Linked DNA regions of Mus musculus: region 2 is linked to region 1. Evidence: chromatin contacts called from ENCODE Hi-C or POLR2A ChIA-PET data. All regions are on one chromosome and are shown on one strand. Each heading gives the region's core, a stretch centred on a gene start or an enhancer-like site at or near the end of the contact. The rest is flanking DNA. Distances are from core to core; before and after follow the strand shown. Region 1 holds the start of Meis3 (Meis homeobox 3). Region 2 holds the start of Inafm1 (InaF motif containing 1).

Region 1 (5,612 bases), core at 2,316-4,815:
GTTCTCTTTCCTCTTCCCTCCAAGCTCCCTGGGGAAAGGGAAGAAAAATGGAGGCTAACAGACAGAAATGAAAGATGGAGTCAGAAGAGGACAGACATCTGGAGGCAGACTGATGAGACTCAGAAAGAGAAGAGAGACTGAGATGGGACGGGGGCTGCAGACCAAGATAGGGCTGGGGAGGTCAGGGGGCACAGAGAGGAGGAGGAGGAGGAGGAGGAGGAGGAGGAGGAGGAGGAGGAGGAGGAGGAGGAAGAGAAAGGAAAGTAGGAAAAGGAGGAGGGAGGGGGAGAGGGACAAGAAGTGGGGAAGAGAAGGGAGGAGATTCTCAGCCATGAGACCAAGGGAGAGGTCACAGCTGGCAGAGGGAGGAGACTAAGAAAGGACAGAAAGGGCCAGGGAAAAATAGTTGGAGAGAAAAGGATGGGGGTGGGTGGTGAGTGCCTGGGGCAGACAGAGGCAGCCTCCTGCTCCTCTCCCTGGGGTCAAGCGCTGCTCCTTGGGACTGCACAGCCATGGCTAATGGAATGATTGCTTGGTGGGGCCAGAGGGGAGGGCAGCAGGCTGCAGGTGACAAATGAGCTGCCCCAGTCACCCCTGCTGTGATGGATGGCCAGGCCTGCAGTGAGGAGGGCTCCTTAGATAAATGGTGCCTTCTGTTGCAGCCAGGCTAGGCAGAGAGGACCTGGGGTATAGAGAAAATCAGAGAGGCAGATGGCAGGTCTGAGATAGAGTAACAGGAGGAGGCACACACACACACACACACACACACACACACACACACACACACACACACACACACACCAGGGAGGGGGAGAGAGTCAGAGAGAGACAGAAACAGAGGCAGACTGACAGTTGGAGAGAAAGAAAGAGAGGAAGAGACAGAAAGGAGGTTCTGGGATTCCCTTGAGAACCTTGAGGGTATAATCGATACATAGTCACAGTCCCCATGGCTTGAGGCCAGGTAGGAGAGTCTGAGCTAGGAAGACTTAGGGGCCTCCATGCTCTCAGCCAGGGCTGGTGCTGGATGCAGTCTGGGGCCCTTCCCTGGGTTAAGTGGGGTCACACAGGAGCAGTCCCAAGCAGCTACACAAGCAGAGCCCAGCACAGTTCCCCAGCTCCATCCAGATGCATGTAGAGTGGCCCAAACACCACCCTCCCAGAGGGGACACTAGTCAATAAGCCCCCTCTGGCTGCCACAGCCCCTCCTGTCCCAGAGAAAGGGTCCCAGCATCATGTTAGGGAAATAACCATATCAAGTTGGCTAGAGCTCAGGGGAGAACAGGCCAGAGATTGTGCACATACACAGAGTGTGTGTGTGTGTGTGTGTGTGTGTGTGTGTGTGTGTGTGTGTGTGTGTGTGTACATGTGCAGGCACACATGTGCAAATATATGCAGATGTGTTAGACTGGGGCGTGTGAGCTCTGCCAGCCTCCTTCCCGAAGTCACCGCCTCTCCTATCAATTTCTCACCCAGACACTCTCCATCTTCCCCCCACTAGTCCCTTTCATTAATTAAAAAGATTTATGCCCACGAGCCCTAGCCCCTGCTTCTTGCTGGGAACTGTTAGATTGTTCTTGTTCAGAGTAACAGCAGCCAGCTCTCTGTGGGCACACACATCCTCTTATTTCTGTCACCACCACGCCCTCATGCCCTTCTCTGTCCACCCCTTTCCCTCCTTCCACCTTAGACTGAGTGAGGTGGCTCCCTGGCTCAGGCTCAGCTTCTGAATCGGGCACAGCAATGAATCCTAGCACTCGGGAGGCAGGAAGATCATGCATCAAGGTCACCCTTTACTGCATAGAGAGTTTGTTACCCTGGGTCACATGAGACCCTGCCATCCCCCTACCCAAAAATCCAGTCCCATGAGGACAAAGGTGACTGCCCCAAGACACAAATCAATGCTGTGACCCTAGACTGCTGTGTTCCCCTCCACAAATCTCCAATGAGGGTAGTCAGGGAGGGAAGAGCTGGCAGGGTCTTTACACATTTAATTGAAAGTTACTTCGATTAATCTTCTACCTCACAGTACCTATGTTGGGGTACATGTGTGTAGCTAACCCCACTCCCCGCCAGCCTCAAAGGGCCAAAGTGGGGAAACCTGAAGGGGGACCCCACTCAGTGTGATAAGCCCACAGTCAGGCAAGGCCCCCTGAAATCTAGAGCCCTGGTTTGTTGCAGAGAGTGAAAGGCATGTTAGAGAAAGGTCTGGACTCCATCAGGATCTGTGGGTGTCCCAGGTGACAGAACAGGGTGAGGAGAAAGAGGGGCACACTCAGGACAATAAGAGGAGCTGAGAAGAAGCAGGGTCCTCCCTCCTCCATAGCCTCTCAGGCCCTCCCCACCTGTCACCCCTGCCCTGGCTTTTGTTTTATTTCCAGCAGAGAAGATGAAGGAGTGCGAGGCCTGTTTATGGGAGTCATAAAATGTACCTCCAGCTAGCCCAGCGGGGCTCACACCACCAACAGTGAGAGAGTCAGTGAGCAGGCTCTCAGCTGCCTCCACTCTCTGCGCTCTCTCTCTCTCTCTCTCTCTCTCTCTCTCTCTCTCTCTCTCTCTCTCTCTCTCTCTCTCTCTCTGATTCTGTTCCCTTCTCTGTCCCTTTCTCAGGTTCCCTTTCTTTCCTTCCTTCCTCTTCCTCCCCCAACCCACATCCTCCTCTTTTCCTCTGGTTTTTGGAGACAGAATCTTACCGTATAAGCAGGCTTGCATCCAACTCATGCTCCTCCTGCCTCAGTCTCCCTGAGTACCACACACACCCGGCACAATTACTTTTTGCCACTGGAATTTCACTCCAAAGCTTGTCTTGGGGTTTGACTGACAGCTTTTGTCTGCACCGCCTCAGTGGCTAGACCCACGATTTACACCCCACCCCACCCCCACCCTCCCACCCCCGCAAGGCTCGGAGGTCCCAGGCTGCTCCCCTAGGGGCAGCTGAGAGGGCTTCATCCAGGCTAAGGGCCTTCCTGAACACAGGGCTCAGAAGGACAGAGGCACACACATCCCTGAGGGAAGCACAGCAGCTCAATACTTTGCCACTTCTAGACACACACTGGAGCCTCGGGCCGACAGCCCCCTTGTCCCCCCAGGGGAGACAAGGGACAGAAACGGAGCAAGAAGACAAACGAAAATATAAGCTTGGTTCTTTCCTGTGCCTGGTTTGCTTTAATCCCGTCTCATGGTTAGACAGGAGAGACAGAGACAGAAGAGTGACCAGAGAGGAGGGGCAAAAAGCTACTGCAGACCCCTGGCGGCCAGGCAGGGAGAGAGCAAGAAGCAGTGAGGACCAAGAGGGAGGGTGGGGACCGCGGGAAGCTCCAGACACAAGACCCCGCGAATCTGACATACAAAGGCCAAGGTGGGTGGAGGCAGACCTGGAGTCCAGGAAGAGGAGAGGAGGAGGGAGGGGACAGCACGGAGGGAAGAAGGGGAGGCAGAGAAGGAGAGGGAGGAGGGGACTCAGAGGAGAGGGGAGGGACAAGACAGGAGAGGGGCCGCTCGGGAGGAGGCCCCGCTCCGGCAGACAGCGGGTTAAGCGTCTCCGCGTGAACTTCCGGATGTGACACAGGCCGGGCCCGTGTGAGCGGAGGAGCCGCCGCCACCCTCGGCCGCGATCCGCGGGTCTTGGCCACTCGGAGACCCTGGCACCCGGCGGGGACCTCGGGGACCTCCTGCCGCGATGAGCTCCAGGCCGTGACCTCCCGAGCCCAGGACAGGCGGCGCCGGCTCATGGCCCGGAGGGTAGGTGACTGTGCCGTCCCGCCCTGAGCCTCTTTCTGCCTCTAAATGTCCCTTTTTGCCCCTTAGAGTTCCTTCTGCCCCTCCCTCTATTCCTCTCTGTCACTCTCTCCCCCTCACCCCCCCTCCCCTACTCCCTCTATCTCTTGGGTCTTCCCCATCTCTACCCTCTTCCTGTCTGCTTTTCCCCAGGCTTCTGTTGTCTGAGACCCACCCTGGGGTTAGGGGTGGGACATCTCACCAAGCTGCCAGACAAGGGAGAGCAGGGGAGAGATGCGAGCCCTGAGTGTAGGGAGGTTTGGAGACGAACCTGGCAGGAGGTAAAGACCCCATCGTCTGGGTTCACGGTGGGCAGCTGGGAGCAGGTGAATTCACTTCAGGATGCTTAGAGAAGTTAGCCTGCGGAAGCAAAAGAGGAGTGACAGCCACCCAGATGGCCCAGTGCGCCCAGGTCGGCTGGAGAACACAGGACCCTCTGCCTCATACCAGTGAGCCCTTTGCCTCTTGGCGCCCCAGTCTCCCCACTGCTAAGAACCGTCTTCTACCTGGAGATCAAAGGTCCTGCTGCCCCATTGTGATTCCGTAACAGGAGGACCCAGAAATCTGGCTCCTATACTCTTGTTTCTGGTTGGGACTGTTTGCATGGTAGAATAGGGTTACCCTCCCCCAAATGTATTTATTGACTGTTGTCTGATTGTGCTAAATGTCTTTCATTTCCTCATTCATTCAATTCCAACTTGGTGCTAGGTGCGCTCTGACTGACTGACTGACTGTCTGTCTGTCTCTGTCTCTGTCTCTCTGTGTAAGTATATGTGAATGTTTCTCTCTCTCTCTCTCTCTCTCTCTCTCTCTCTCTCTCTCTCTCTCTCTCTCTCTGTGTGTGTGTGCGTGTGTGTGTGTGTAGTTGTCTCTTGCAATTCGGGGTGTAGTGCTCTAAGCCTGCATGCTCTGGAGAACCTACCCTATAGCATACATGTGCATATGTATCACATGCATGTGCATGTCGGCTGTGTGCCCAACTCTGTGTGGATATGGGTATGGTGAATTTACATGTTGGATGTGATAAATTGTTAAGACATTCAGAGGTGTGTAGTGTAATAGCACTCCAGAGGTCAAAGCAGGAGAATTGCTCTGAGTTCCAGGCCAGCATGGGCTGCAAAGTAAGATTCTATCTCAAAACCAAACAAAGCTGGTAGAGCCCTGCCTAGAATCCCCCAGTGAGGGGGCTGGGGGCGTGGCTCAGTGGTAGAGCCCCTGCCTAGAATCCCCCAGTGAGGGGCTGGGGGCGTGGCTCGGGGGTAGAGCCCCTGCCTAGAATCCCCCAGTGAGGGGCTGGGGACGTGGCTCAGTGGTAGAGCCCCTGCCTTGAATCCCCCAGTGAGGGGCTGGGGGCGTGGCTCAGTGGTAGAGCCCCTGGCTAGGATGCACCAGGCCCTGGAACCCAATACTACAAAAATAAAACATACACTTGTAAAATAAATAGGAAGAAGCTGTGCATATGCAGGTGAATTTTTTGGATTTTTCCAGGTTGTACCTCCTGTCAGACCCTGTGCTTTCCTCGCTGTTCTCCCTCCCTGGCTGGTTCCCCCAACATCTCTGTCTCTATGCTTCTTTGCCATTATCTCTCCCTCAGTTCCTAGCCATCCAACTCCTTCCTAGATGTCCCTTTGGGGTCCTGAACAGGACTCTCATGCCTGCTTGGACTGCTCTGTGTGATTCTGCGAAGGCTGGGATCCTTGAATACTGAAGTACACATTGTGTGACCTTGGGTAAGGAGACTGAGCCCTGGGGAACTAACCTCCCCGGGCCTTGTCCCTTCTCTTGTAGTATGATGAGCTGCGCCACTACCCAGGCATTACAGAGCACACGACAGCCCT
Region 2 (5,612 bases), core at 1,110-3,609, 98 kb after region 1:
CTGTACCTATTATGCAAACTCCCAGGGGCCTGAGGCAGGCACTGTCCACTTCCCCTGTTGGACATGGTAATGTCTTTTTGCAGCAAAATGTGTGTAACAGTCACACTGGGAGGGAATAAATAAAAAATATAAATAGCTTGGTATGAACTGATTTGTCATCATGTGAGAGGTAAAATTATTCCATACCCCTGTCACCCCCAAAATGGTTAAAGTGGTCAGAGCTAGTCAGAATTCAAAGCCCACAAGCTGGACTTTGCATAGAGGTACACATCTGCAATCCCAACCCTTAGAAGACAGAGGAAGGAGGTCTGCTGAGAACCCAAATCCCTTGCCACAAAGTGGGAGGGGGTGACTCAGTGGGAAAGCACTAGAGAGACGGTGTGAGCCAGTAGACACAGGAGCACGGTGACAATATGGAGACACTCTAAAAACAGAGAAAGAGAAAAGCAAAGAGAAGGTAGCAGAGGGACACAAAAAAGGTTGAGGGGCCAAGGGGCTGGAGGAAAAACCAGGAAGCAGAAGGGAGGCCAAAAAGGACAGGCAAGAGGACCCCTCCCCCCAACTCACTGCTTGGTGGTGTGCAGTCTTTGAGCTGACAGGCTATGCCCAGGGATACAGGCTGTGACTCTCTGAAAGGGCTGAAGGACAAAGTGGAGACAGAGCAGAAACCAACGCTGTTCTCAGGTTTCGATCACTAGTTTAATTCTGAGCAACAATGTGTTGTCTTCCTTTTACAAGACCAGAGAGATTTAAGTACATTGCTGTACATCATCCCGTGGGGGATGCTGGTAGGACAGAAGGGAACCAGCAGGACAGGTAACACTCCCATCTGACAAGAGGCCTCAGGTTCCTGATGCTGTCCAGCCTAGGGGGAAGGCAGGCCATAAAGGAAACCCCTTCTTGCAGCTGGCCAGCAGAGTATATCCCAGGCCTGCCTACGGCCAAGCCACAGTCATGGGTAAGGGAAAATGGACTCAATCGCATGACTTCTTTATCAGAAGCTACACCAGTCTCAACATGGCACCAACAGCAATGCAGACCAGTTTTGGTTTGGTTCAGCTATATGCTCCACACTTCCAAAGCAGCAAATGTCACCACCCAAACCAGGACAAGCTAGCTTACGGGTGACATCCTCTACCCCTGCCATTGCAAACTATACCAACTGCAGTTTCCAGCACGCACCACTGTCTCCGAAGCTATACGAGATGACACCCCGAAAACTGGTAAGGCCTTTACAGTATCTGACCTTCAATGGCCCCGAAAACTGGCAAGCCGCTTCTCCCCATTCCAACCCAAAAATTACATGTGAGCAATGAGAGAGGAAAGCCTTTAAGGCCGCGCGGCCACGGAGCTAGAAGGGACCAGCGGCCGAGGCCAACGACCACAGACCAGGTAAGCCAGCTGAGGCTGGAGTTTATTGCCGATGAGCGCTGAGTCCCGGGAAGGAGCAAGGTGGAATAAGGTCGGGCAGGATCAGGACCGCGGCAAGGAGAGAGGCGGCGCCGCGCAGGCGAGGCCCGGTGGTGCAGATAGACAGACGCAGGCCACGGTGGGGGCGGGCCAGACTATCCAGGCGCTCGGCGCGCGGTCTCCCGCGTCGCTCCCGGAGCTGGGCGGCGACTGTGGCGGCGACTCCGTGGCAGTCCTGGCTGCGGTCGTGGCCCGCCGGAGGCCCCAAGCAAACAGGATGCGGGTGCGGCCGGAGGCGGGGCGGGCGGTGCTGCTCGAGCACACGGAGCGGCCGCAGCGCTGGGCAGGGGGTCGGCGGGGCCCGCAGGCGGCCGCGTGGGAACCCAGATGAGCCCGTAGTACACAGCAAGCAGCACAGCGGCCAAGGACACACACAGGAAGTAGGCGCAGACAGGGGCGAGCCGCAGCCATCGGCCACGGGGACCCTCGCTCAGCCCCGTACCACCCGGGCTCTCGCCACCACTGCCCACGCAGCTCGAGCCCCGCATCGCGCTGCCCACTCAGCCTGCACCGACCCCGCCCCCACCCCAGGACCGCCTCAAGCAAGCCACGCCCCTTCCAGGACCACGCCTTGTCAGACAGCACCCCCCCCCCAGCTCAGCTACATCCTAGACACGCCCCTACCGCCTCTGACCCACCACTATCAAGATTTCTTAGCTCTACCCCCTCAAGGCCACGCCCACTCGCTCTTCTCCCGCCCTAGCTGTCACATTTCCAACCGCCTATTCCTGTTTTCTACCTCAGCCCTCTCCGCGCTAATCGAACCCCTTCCTTCTTCGACCGACTGCAGCTCTGCACACTAGCATCCCTCTGCCCGCCGGAGCTAAGGTTCCTACTCTGTTGAAGCCGGAGGCCTACGGAGCTTCTGAACGCTAGCCCCGCCCACCGAGCCCCGGCCCCGGCCCTCCCAGTCTCACATCCCTGGACTACTACGAGAGTTCCGAGACCCAGTTCCCTCCATCACCCCTGCTGGCCCCTTCCCCAGCAACTCCGCACCAGCGTAAACTTCTGTTCCCTAGAGGCGAGGGATCCAGGGTGGACTGCAGGGAGGAGAGCAGCCAGCCTGGGAGCCAGGCAAACCTGCGCTGCCGCCCCTCCCAGCAGCATCTTCAGGACTGCGAGACGGCCTGCGGGGTGGGAGGAGAGAGGTGTGAGGATGAGAGGAGCACTCTCGTCCCGCCTCTTCCGCCAGCCAAGCACAGCAGCCTAGCCTGATCAGCTAGCAGCACAGTTCAAAGGTTGGCGGTAGCACGCGTTTAATTCAATCCCTAGCTGCAGGTTCCTGCACACCCAGGCCTCACAGGGACTGACTCCGAGGGTTCGACCAGACGAGTGCGGTCGGACTGGCACCACTGGGTCCTCAGCGAATTTAGAAGACTCCCCTCGGGCCGGGCTCGTTGCTAACCTGCTTCCTCCCCCACTAAGTTTAACCCTGGCCTGGACGGAGTGTAGCAGAAGCAGAGGAGCTGAAGGTTAGTACAGAGCGAGGCACCCTGGTCTGCTGGCGCTGTCAGCGGGCAGCCCCCGGCGGCGGAGCAGCCGCCACCACCTTGCAGAAACGCACCCTCTGGAAGTCTGTGATCTCCGCCGTCTCCTGGCCCTCGGGGCCCACCTCTAAGGAGACAAAAAGCGGTAAATGGAGGACCAGCCTGCCCGACCCACCCTATCCCGCACCTCAGTCAAACCCACCTACAACTTGGCCTCCAGCTTACTCGACCCTCAGGAGGCCCCTGAAGCAGGAGCCCCTCCAATCTAACCCTGTTGACTACTGGGAAGTGCTAGTGTAATGAGCTCATCCACTCCTCCCAGGACCCCAAACTATCCTGTTTGGCCTGGCCCCTTTCCGAAGATGTCCTTGGCTTCCACTCTCACTATTCCTTTGACAGCCTTTCCTGGCCTCTGCTCCACATCTTATTCTACTGCAGGGGAACTAAAAGATGAACACAAGCAGTAACCTGGCTGATCACGTTAAAGTGACCAAGATCAGTCTCTTGCTTCTACTACGTGGGATCTAAAATCCCACTATGGTCTGACCCAAAACCGCTAACCCTGCCTTCAGATAAGTCTTAAGAGCCGGCTCATTCATTAGTTAAAGTCGTTCCTACCTTTAATTAACCATGTTTTACTTTTACAGGATCTCTAACCAAAATCCAGTTTCAAGCTCAAAATCCTATCGCGTCACCCTCTTACCTCTGGGAATATTCAGATTTCAAATCCCACTTTTAGCTCCTTCCCTGAGCCCAACTTCTTCCTTGCCCAGCGTTCAAAGTTATTCACAATTTCTATTGGCTGGGGCCTTAGGGCCCACCCTTTGCACCCCAAAGGCTTGACTCCAGGCCAAACCCAGCACAGCACCTGACTCAGCTCATGCCCTGTTCTAAGCCCTCACAGGACCCACTCCTTTTCTATCCCCAAGCCCTTCCCTCCCCAAGGAAGGCAAGCAGGCCACCCACCTCCACCAGCTTCATGCATCCCACCTGGAGATGCCTCAGGCCCCTCTTCTTCAGAAGACTTCGGGGTTCCTGCCAAGCTGGGCCCGCTCTCCAAGGAGGCAAGGGGTGGCTGGTCACCTCCTGGAGAAGGGGAGGCTCAGTCAAGCCCCTCCTTTTCCAAATGTCTCTCCATATGAGGGGAGCAAGGGGGTTCAAGGACACAGTGGGGTGGGTGTCATTTAAGGAAGTGAACTTTTTATTGGAGAGAGGCTCTGAACCAGCAAGAGCAGGCTTTGGGAACTGAGATAAGGGCAGGAAGCAGGCACCAACTGCCCTTCTCTGCCACGGGGGTTGAAGGAGGTGTGGGCACAGCCACACCCTTGTGCACACAAACACACACACAAGCAGCCAGTTTCAAGCATTCGCAAAAGGCCAGGCCTCACCCGAAGAGTGGGTACCAGGTAAGTGGGCAGTGCCGGGAGAATTCAGTTCCATCTCCTCACCCCAGTCAGACACAGGCTGGTGGTCCTCAGAGGGTGAGAAGGGGATGGGAGGTTCAACAGGGACTGGGGACAGCAACTCCTGGGACCCGGCAGGCACAGGGTCCACCTGCTCACAGGTGGGCTTCCCAGCAGGCTCAGCTTCAGGCTGGTGATCAGGAACAGTTGCTGCTTCCTGGTCCTTAGGACCCTCTTCATCCTCTTCAAACTCTTCTTCCTCTTCCTCCTCCTCCTCAGTAACATCTTCACTCACGTCCTCCCACTCTTCATCCTCCTCATCTTCCCCCTCTTCTTCTCCCTCCTCCTCTTCCCCCACATCTTCCTCACCATCTTCCTCGGGAGGCCGATGAGCTGGAGCTGGGGTCTCAGAAGCCTGCTGGGAACACAGGCAGATCAAGGAAGTGCTTGGGACCTGTCACCCACAAAGCCCCATGCACACGCCCTACCTCATACCTGCTCTGCCTTACCTGTGTGGGTGTCTCCTCCAGGGATATGGACTGAGAGGACTCGGGGGCCGAGGACACAGCTTCCTCTCTTGTCTCCCAGCGATTATCGTGGTCACTGGAGTGGACAGAGCAAAGGGGTGAGGGATGGGATGTACTTCTCTTCAGAGAACATCTGGCATGTTGCACTGAGGGCAAAGGGGGCAGGAGACACAGAGCCAAGACAGAGCACTGTACCCTCAAACTGAAGCCAGACAAGACTGCACACACCCAAGCATGCTGAGGAGGGGAATGTCCCAAGGGAGGGGCACCCCACCTATAGGCACGAGGGGCCACCTTGGCCTGAGGTCGGCTGTTCTTTCTCCTTCTGCGGCTGCTGACTTCAGCTTTGTGCTGAGAAAGGAACTCTCCAAAAGTGGGAGGCTTAGGTGGTCTTGCCCAAGCTTGGTCATCTACAACAGAACCCAGATCCAAGGATTTAGGGAAGAAGGACACAGCACATGCCACATTCAAACCCCACTGCCTAACCCTTTCCAAGATAACACTCACCATAGCGGTGGGACAGTTCATGGGTAGGGGCTGGGCCATCCTTGAACCTAGGAAAAGAGAACAGAGCCAGCAATAGCTGAGGGAACTAAGGAAAGGCAGAAGGAGAAAGCAGGGCAGAGGCAGGACCAGAACAAACCAAAGCAGCTTCAAAGGGGCTAAGGGCTAGACTGATGAGGGTAGAATGATGGATGATGGCAAATCAAGCTTCCTAATGACAA

The links. Hi-C counts contacts between places; a loop is a spot of excess contacts on that map. ChIA-PET counts read pairs that join two places held with the same protein, here RNA polymerase II (POLR2A).
Region 2: POLR2A ChIA-PET joins it to region 1 with 20 read pairs in Patski. The contact joins the promoter of Inafm1 here to the promoter of Meis3 in region 1. A Hi-C loop is called at or near these places in 2 of 37 maps with a recorded cell type or tissue (CH12.LX and CH12F3). POLR2A ChIA-PET finds 5 or more read pairs at or near these places in 2 of 5 experiments (Patski and embryonic stem cell).

Annotation. Positions count from the first base shown.
Region 1 is chr7:16,171,830-16,177,441 of GRCm38, forward strand. It overlaps Meis3 (Meis homeobox 3), which reads left to right and starts at 3,566. Exons shown (of 13, transcript NM_008627.4): 1 at 3,566-3,738; 2 at 5,563-5,612. The coding sequence starts at 3,727.
Region 2 is chr7:16,271,333-16,276,944 of GRCm38, forward strand. It overlaps Inafm1 (InaF motif containing 1), which reads right to left and starts at 2,360. Exons shown (of 1, transcript NM_001136270.1): 1 at 681-2,360. The coding sequence starts at 1,958. The coding sequence ends at 1,566. Ccdc9 (coiled-coil domain containing 9) reads right to left here. Exons shown (of 14, transcript NM_001382411.1): 9 at 5,395-5,441; 10 at 5,162-5,297; 11 at 4,870-4,963; 12 at 4,406-4,778; 13 at 3,924-4,043; 14 at 2,710-3,084. The coding sequence ends at 2,981.